2 separate regions of the Mus musculus genome follow, and region 2 is linked to region 1. Evidence: chromatin contacts called from ENCODE POLR2A ChIA-PET data. All regions are on one chromosome and are shown on one strand. The core of a region is the stretch at or near the end of the contact, and the rest is flanking DNA. Distances in the headings are between cores, read along the strand shown. Region 1 holds the start of Sesn2 (sestrin 2). Region 2 holds the start of Ppp1r8 (protein phosphatase 1, regulatory subunit 8).

Region 1 (4,096 bases), core at 1,124-3,623:
CTAGGATTGTTCTTATGAAGACAATAACATATTCGTTTAAAAATATGCACTGGAGAGATGGAGGAGTAGCTCAAGAGAGCATTTCCTAGCATGTGTAAGACCACGGTTTAATTCCAGTACTGAAAACAAAAGTATAATATGCCATGCCACTGAGGGAGTGATCCAGAGATAGACATGATTACTGCTTTAAGTGATGTTTTCCACAGCTTAATGCAGTCAAAAAAAAAAAAATGCAGTGTGGTTGACAATCAGTTTTACCTTTCTAAATGGAAGTGTCTTCACACATGGCTGGTAATAAAGTCCATTAACTGGAAGGAAGGGGTAAGGCTTGTAAATGCGGTACTGAAGCTCCATGTGTTTGGTAAGCAGAGCCAGGAGGAGGTTAAAGGTGTTGAGGAGCAGGGGCAAGGTGACTTTTCAGCAGGGCTGAAGGGGGCTTCCGGAGGGAGCAGCATCTTGAAGGCTTCACTCAGGCCCCCAACAGGATGAAAGCTCTAAAGGCTCCCTGTCACTTCAAGGAGTAGAACTTGCAGAGGAGTATTGAAAAAGTTGAAGGATCATGGGTGTGACAGATAAGACTGAAGATGTAGGCTGAAACGTATCTTGGCAGGCCTTGAGGATCCACCTAGAGGTTTCACTTTATTCAGTAGCTGATGAAATAATACTGAAAAAAAAAATGTAGCCTGGCTACTGACATTATTGTTATTTCTGTTCGTGTGTCTGTGTGGTATTGGGAATAGAATCCAAGGCCTTGGGGTCCTAAGTGGACACTGTAATATTATCCTCTATCCTCATCCCACAGAGTATATGCATTTGTTTGTTTATTTGTTTTTGGTTTTTTGAGACAGGCTTCTGTGTAGCCCTGGCTGTCCTGGAACTCACTCTGTAGACCAGGTTGGCCTTGAACTCAGAAATCCACCTGCCTCTGCCTCCCAAGTGCTGGGACTAAAGGCGTGTGCCACCATGCCCGGCTGAGTCTATGTTTTTAAGGAGAAAGCTGAATCTGATATAGAGTTGTTTAGAAAAGAATTAACCCAAAGGGATATTCAGTGGCCAAGGGTATATTATTAGAAGCACGTTGTGCCAGGTGGCATAAGGTAGAAAGAAAAAAAAAAAGTCTAAATGTAGACACTGCCCTCAACAAGTTTATAATAAAAACTTTCAGATAAGACAAATACACAGAATATGACAACACAAGTTACAGTATGGAAAGTATTAAAACACAGAGAGAAAGGTCCAGCCCGAGTTTAGGGCTCTAAGGAGCATGCAGGTGAACTCCCTTCCCTACAGAAGGCATTAGACCAAGTCAGGAGATCACCTTTGGTATCATAAGCCTAAACTCAAGACTATTTCAGGCAGGAACTGAGAGGATTAATCAGCTCCAGCTCTGTCTAGGACTCCTTAACCAGAATAAAGAGAAACTTGAAACGGGAGAGGCCTGAAGAAAAACCGCGAAGGAGATGAGTAGAAGTGAATGGGTGAATCAAGGGTAAAGTGCTGAGATCTGGATGGAAGAGGTGAGTGTAGGGAAGTCATGAGAGTGAATGTCTAGAGAAAAAGAGGGCTAAAAACAGAAACTAGGAGAGCACCCACGTTTAGGGAGTGGATGGAAAAAGAGGAGTCAGAGAGGAGTGGCCAGAGGGAGAAGTGAGAAATAGATCAAGCCAAACACCTAAGTTACAAAGTTTCCATGAGTGCCTGGAGGGTGGAAGGCGGTGTGAAGGCACCCAAGGCAGGACAGAAGAGGGGAAATTGTAGCAATGAGGATTGAGATTAAATTTGAGATTGTCAAGGGTATTTCAGTGAGGGCTTTTCCAGAGACTCCACAAATAAGGTGATTTCCTTGGTTTAGTGTTTCTGAAGGTGCAGATCCCTCAGGGCCTGAGGGGACAGGGTGGTGGCTCTTGGCTTCAAATTTGTGGGTTTTGATCTATAATTAGAAGAACTGGATGTGTGTGGTTAGAACTCTCTGCAGACCTAACCAGTCCCTCCAGGAACTGGAAAGCTGAAGAACTTACTCAGAAGGGATTTCACACCTGGCTGTCTGGCCCAGCCCCGTGAAGTCCCGTTTCATCACGCAGCCCTAATGACTCCTTGGGCTGTCACTCTCATCTGGTATTGCCAGAGACCTGACTAACGCCTTCATGCAAAAGTTTGCAGCATCTGTGCGAGGCCAACTACAGCTCCCAGAGTTCCCAGGCGCTTGTCGATGCTGATTGGACGGAAGGTTGGCTCCGGAGGGAGGTGTCGGCTCCGCCTCCCCGAGAAACAGGCATCTGATTGGCTGCGCCGTGGGACTTTTGTGTCCCCGCCCTCCCCCAGGGACCGCAGCGGGCTGACAGAGCCGGGCGAGCGCTGGCAGTTCCGTGGTGGGGATGGTGAGGAGCGCCGGCTTCCCGAGCAGCGCTGGCCACTGCGGACTTCCGAGGCACTCCGGGCCGTGAAAACCTCTGCGCCGCGGCCAATCTCAGGCCTCCGAGGCCGGCCGCAGTTTTCCAAGCTGGGCTGAAAGGAGTGTCTATCGCCGTAGCGCCGGTTCTCCTAATCCCGAGAGACAGCCCGGGGATCTCGAGCTTCCCCGGCGACCCCTAGTCCCGGCCTCCTGTGCGCGCCCGACCTAGACCCCTCGGGTGTCCCAGGCGCGGACGAGCCGCGGCCGGGTCCTGGCGTACACCATGATCGTAGCGGACTCCGAGTGCCATTCCGAGATCAAGGGCTACCTGCCGTTCACCAGGGGTGGTGTGGCCGGCCCCGAGACCCGAGAGGTAAGCAACAGCCGGGCGAACCCGCTCTCCTCCAGCCACCGCCGAGCTTCGGGCAGACCCGGTCTAAGTCTGGTGCGCTCCCCCCGGGCTTAGGGTCTGAGAGCACGTAAGCTAGGGCTAGGGTTGCATCAACTGCAGCCTCCGCTCTCCCTTCCCCTCCCCACTGCCCTCTCTCTCTTTACCCTCCCCACTACCACCCTGGGAGGGAGGGGGATGCGGAGCCCTCCCTGGCTCCTTCGGACTCCTGGCCAATGAGAGGGGACGCCTTCTCGTGGCTCTTTGGGTTTGTTCTCTGCTAAAGCGAGCGTCTTCAAGTCCAGGCAAATCCCGGCCGGAGAGACCCGACCACTCCTCCTCCCCGCCCCCTTCCGCAGAATCCCTTCCTCTCGGTGGGGGCAGGCGGGCTGGGAGCTCTTTCTAGGATCGGTTTCTGGTCCTGTCGCTCAGCGAAGGGAGTAAACCACCTGGGACTGACCAGGGAAGGTCGATTCCCTTTTTCAGTCCTTACCTGCACCCCCGATCTGGAGACTGGTCCGAGTGCTTTATGGGTCTGGCTGGCGGCCTGATCCTCGGCGGCGGCAGCCTGAGAGAGCTAGGGGAGAAAGCGGATAACCCTTGGTCCCTTGATAGATTGCTTCCTATTAAATTGTTCTGGGGTCCTCAAAGTTTGTTTTGCTGTCTCCTCAGAGCGTAGAGAGACTTCACAGGGAGACAAGGTATAATGCCAGTATAAAGCCCCCGTCTCCCTCCCAGCAGTCTCGATAGTGGACATAGTCTATGTCGTGTATGGAGCACCTACTAGATGCCAGGATATAGGTTTTGTCTGACAAAGACAGCAAATACAAAACGTATTTTAACCCCATTTTACAGAATGAGAAAATTGAGGCCCGAAAGGGACAGAGAGAGGCCTAGCCCTCATTCTCTGGACTGTGTGTGACTAGGATTTTGGAGAATGCTTGGCACTGCAGAAGATACTGATCCTTTTTGATTTTCTAAGCCTAGAGCAGTGTGGAAGGTCTATTGCCGGGGCTGGAAATAGGTACAGTGGTAGTCCCAAGGTGTATGATCTTAAAACCAGCCCATGTCTGAGGAAATGTCTTGGGGGGGGGGGGTCGTTGGAGGCAGCCATCAGTCTGTTGCTTCTTCATATGGTTTAGGAATCTGTATGCAGAAAGGACACCTCGCCTCAGCCTCTTTGCTGATAACTTTTGTCTGCCTTGTGAACAATGTTGTTTTTGTTAGTGAGCGCCCCAGAGCACTGAGGGAGGTGAGGGCTGGATTCCAGTCCCACCCTTCACTTTCTCCCTGGATGGGTTATCTCAGCTGAGCGA
Region 2 (4,096 bases), core at 710-3,209, 330 kb before region 1:
CACCAATATACCACAAAAACAGTCTCAAGGCCACATGCTGAAATTATTCTCCACTGAAACCTCTTGGGCCAGGTCTGCACAGTTCAAATCAATCTCATCATATTCCTATTAGGATGGCCCATTAAGCAATACTTAGAGCATTCCATTGCTTTCTAAATTCTAAGTCCCAAAATCCACATTCTTCCAGACAAAAACATGGTCAGGCCTATCACAGCACTACTCCACTACCAGTACCAACTTCTGTCATAGTTAACCTTTTACTGCTGTGAACAGACATCATGACCAAGGCAACTCTTTTTTTTTTTTTTTTTTAAGATTTATTTATTGTTATATGTAAGTAAACTGTAGCTGTCTTCATACACACCAGAAGAGGGCATCAGATCTCATTACGGATGGTTGTGAGCCACCATGTGGTTGCTGGGATTTGAACTCAGGACCTTCGGAAGAGCAGTCGGTGCTCTTAACTGCTGAGCCATCTCGCCAGCCCGACAAAGGCAACTCTTATGCTGAAAACATTTAATTGGAGCTGGTTTATAGGTTCATAGGTTCAGTCCATTATCATCAAGGCTGGAGCATGGCAGCATCCAGGCAGGCATCGTGCAGGAGGAGCTGAGAGTTCTACATTTTCACCTGAAGGCTGTTAGTGGAAGACTGACTTCCAGGTAGCCAGGATACAGGACTTAAAGCCCAAGCCTACAATGATACACTTATTTCAACAAGTCCAAACCTCCAAATAGTGCCACTCCCTGGACCAAGCATATTCAAACCATGACATGTTCTATTGCTGTTGCTTACTGAAACCTGGAGAATTTATTATTATTATTATTATTAATTTTACTGTCTAGCAGGGCATAGTGTTGACTACCTTTAACCCTGTATCTCAGGAAGCAAAGGCAGATGGAATTTCAGATATGTGCTGCCACACCCTCCAACCATTTGTTTCTTTTAAAAACTGTGAAGTCATCATCCCATCTTTCTGCAAAAGTGAAAAAAGGACCATCCACTGCATACGAAGGAATGGTATGTTGTCAGAAACATATGGGACTAGTAGAGCCTGGCTTTTGGCTTTACATAGACTCAGGTTCGAATACCACTCCTTGTAAGGTGAGGCTAGAGCCTCTCTTCTGGAATCAATCTGTCTTGAGTTTTGGGAATACCAAGTGAACTGATCCATATGAAATACATACTTCCCCATAAGCACTCAATAGACAAAACCATTACAACCAGCAAGCTAATGGCTTAGAGGAAGATGGTAACCCTAATGCTTCCTATGTCACTATGACCCACAGAGAAAAATCCTAAGGGGCCATGAATTAAACATTTTTGAGAATTGGTTAAGTTACTAAAAATTGGAGGCTTTTTTTCCTTTTGAGTCTGTGCCTTGCAGCAGTTTGTCCAAAGTTTTCAAAAACAGACTACATGATTTCTGACACAGTCGCCTAATCTATAGATTCTCCCAGATCTAAGAAAATTACTGGTTTTGGGGAATTGAATCAGTGGCCTCATTCGCGCCTGCTGAACACACTACCACTGAGCCGTACACATCAGACTTGGGATCAGAAAGGACAAATGAGTAAGGATTCTGTTTTCAGATGCAGTGTTTCGAAGGAAGGCTGGAAAAAGGGGGAAAAAAAAAGCCATCACTTCTTATCTCTAGCCATCACCTGCTTATCGCTAGATGAAGCCCGAGGGGGTGGGTAGCTGGGAGTTAATGCAGATTGCAGAGCTCTAGGGTTTCTGGCGGAAAACGCAGCGCGAAAGCCGCATCAAGGTACAAACCACTCCTGACCCCGTGACCAAGGAGACACCCGCCCCCAGCCTCTCCAGCAAACACTGCAGACTTCAAACCCAGCCCCTGATGCCCTCCGCCAGAGGCGCTCCCAGGAGAGCGTCCTTGCGTTGCGCGTGCGCACGCACGCGCTGCGCACAGGCTGCTGGGATGCCGCCTCTTCCCTCCCGAGCTCTTAGTTTCCCGGCGTGCTTCAGACCCGCCAAATGGGAGGGGGAGACGCAAGATGGCGGCAGCCGTGAACTCCGGCTCCAGCCTCCCGCTGTTCGACTGCCCGACTTGGTGAGTAATGAGGTTTCTGGGACTGGAGCGGCTTGGCGTGAGTTAACCCGGACAGAAAGGAGAAGGTTGTATTTTTTTTTCCTCTTCCTTTTTTTTTTTTTTTTTTTTTTTGCGATGAAACGAACGTCTCAGAAAGATCCTGGAATGATTGAGGGAAAACTGTCCGCTGTGAGGGGCCGGGCGACGTGTGGAGGATCCTGGAGCTGGGGCCCAGGCTCTGCGGAAACCCGAGTTTTGGGGGCTCGAAGGTATTCAGTTTATACAGCGCTTGGGAGGTCAGCCGCTCACCGGGGTGCTTCAGGCCTTGGCCCCTAACTTGCCCTAACTCATCACTGAGTGCCCGATGCTCTCGGGGAGCATCAAACCTTCCCCGGGTGCTGAAGGTCTGGAGCGCGCACGAGCTGGCTTCCCTACCTCAGTCCAACCTGATGCTGCATCCCTCCGTGGCTGCTGCACCCTCCAAGCGGACTAGGTGCTCCTTGCGGGCAGGGATGGCGCGGGACTGTTCCCCCTTGTTCTCTGACCAGACCAGCACGAAACCCGGTACAAAAGACAGCAGAAGTTGTTAGCATACAGCATTTTCATCCCCTGGGAAGTTCAGAGAAGTAGTAGGATGGTTTCCGCGTTGAGTGGGGTGCAAGATGAATGAATAGGAACTGCTTTGCACGAGGATGCATCGGGGTTAGAGCCCTTTCTGCTGTTGCGGCTCTTCCTGGTTATTAACGTGTTACCTCTCGGGCTTCTGTTACATTGAGATCTTCAAGGGCAAAAACCCTTGCATCATGCTCAGCTCCTAGGCCTGAGTCAATCACATGGTAGGATATTCAGACAAAATATTTTGGCTTTAATGTTCATTTTAATCTGTATCTCGAAGCAAATGGGCTTTTGTTCGATGCACTGTCCTTTTAGCCACTGCCATGAGAGATTGGAGCGGAGCTGTGAGATGTCTGTGTTGAATCTTCAATGAGATAGACTCGATATCGTTTCTTCTGTGCAAATGTAAGGGCCCTGGAAGGTTCAAAAGAACAAGCCCAGGAAGCGAATGAATGCTTGGCTGTTTCCTGGATTTCTTTATTCTTTTAACATATCCATGTGCTTCAGCCTACAAATTCTTTATCCACACTGGTCCCTGGCTGCACTTATTTCAAATTTGGGCCAGCCAAATATAAAGAGACTCTTTCTTTGAGATCACCTGTCATTACCTCAGGGTCTGGTGTATACCAGGAACTGTGTCAGGTGATTTGACATTTGAGCATCCATCCCCTTGAATGATGAAGCGAGGTATAGAAAACAGTCTGATGACTTAGATTTTTTTTCACAAACACCTGTTCAGGGTGCCCCCACACCTCCCTCCCTTTGGAGCTTGGTTTCGTGGGCGTGGTTTTGATTTGCTCTAGTTCCCTAATTACAGATCTCTGATTTGGTACCAAGAGTTCATCTGGGTAATGTTTTTTTGTTTATTTTGTGATGAGAATGATATTGATCAGCCCCCAAACAAACAATTTTTGTTATTTGGTTATTTTAACATATATTTGTTTTAAGGCAAGATCTCTATATGTGATTCTAGATGATCTAGAACTCACCTGTTATACAAACTAGGATGGCCTTGAAGTTGCAATGGTCCCTCTGGTGGGAATTCACATGTGTATTTCTGTACCCAGCAAAACAACTGGTTTATTCTTTCTTTATATTAGGAGTAGTAAATCTTAGATGAAACCCCAGGTTAGACCAAGCATGCATCACAATGTAATTTAGCACAGGGAAGGTGGAGGAGGAGGTTAAAGGTCGTCCTCAGATCCAATCCCACAAAGGTTTGAGCCTAGCTTGTTTTTGGAGACGTGAGACTCTGTCTCCCAAAAACAAGAAGGAAAAACCTTTCCAGGGAACAGGACATTGAGCTGCGTTATTTCTGAAGGGCATAGCCAGTATTAAAATGCAGGAGTTTGGGTGGGGGGTGCTCTAAAGACAGACCCACTGAAATCTCTGAATAATTGAATCACTTGGGAAGAAAGTGTTAAACACTGA

The links. ChIA-PET counts read pairs that join two places held with the same protein, here RNA polymerase II (POLR2A).
Region 2: POLR2A ChIA-PET joins it to region 1 with 21 read pairs in embryonic stem cell. The contact joins the promoter of Ppp1r8 here to the promoter of Sesn2 in region 1. POLR2A ChIA-PET finds 5 or more read pairs at or near these places in 3 of 5 experiments (Patski and embryonic stem cell).

The regions. Positions count from the first base shown.
Region 1 is chr4:132,508,733-132,512,828 of GRCm38, reverse strand. It overlaps Sesn2 (sestrin 2), which reads left to right and starts at 2,373. Exons shown (of 10, transcript NM_144907.1): 1 at 2,373-2,765. The coding sequence starts at 2,676.
Region 2 is chr4:132,841,032-132,845,127 of GRCm38, reverse strand. It overlaps Ppp1r8 (protein phosphatase 1, regulatory subunit 8), which reads left to right and starts at 1,959. Exons shown (of 7, transcript NM_146154.3): 1 at 1,959-2,071. The coding sequence starts at 2,016.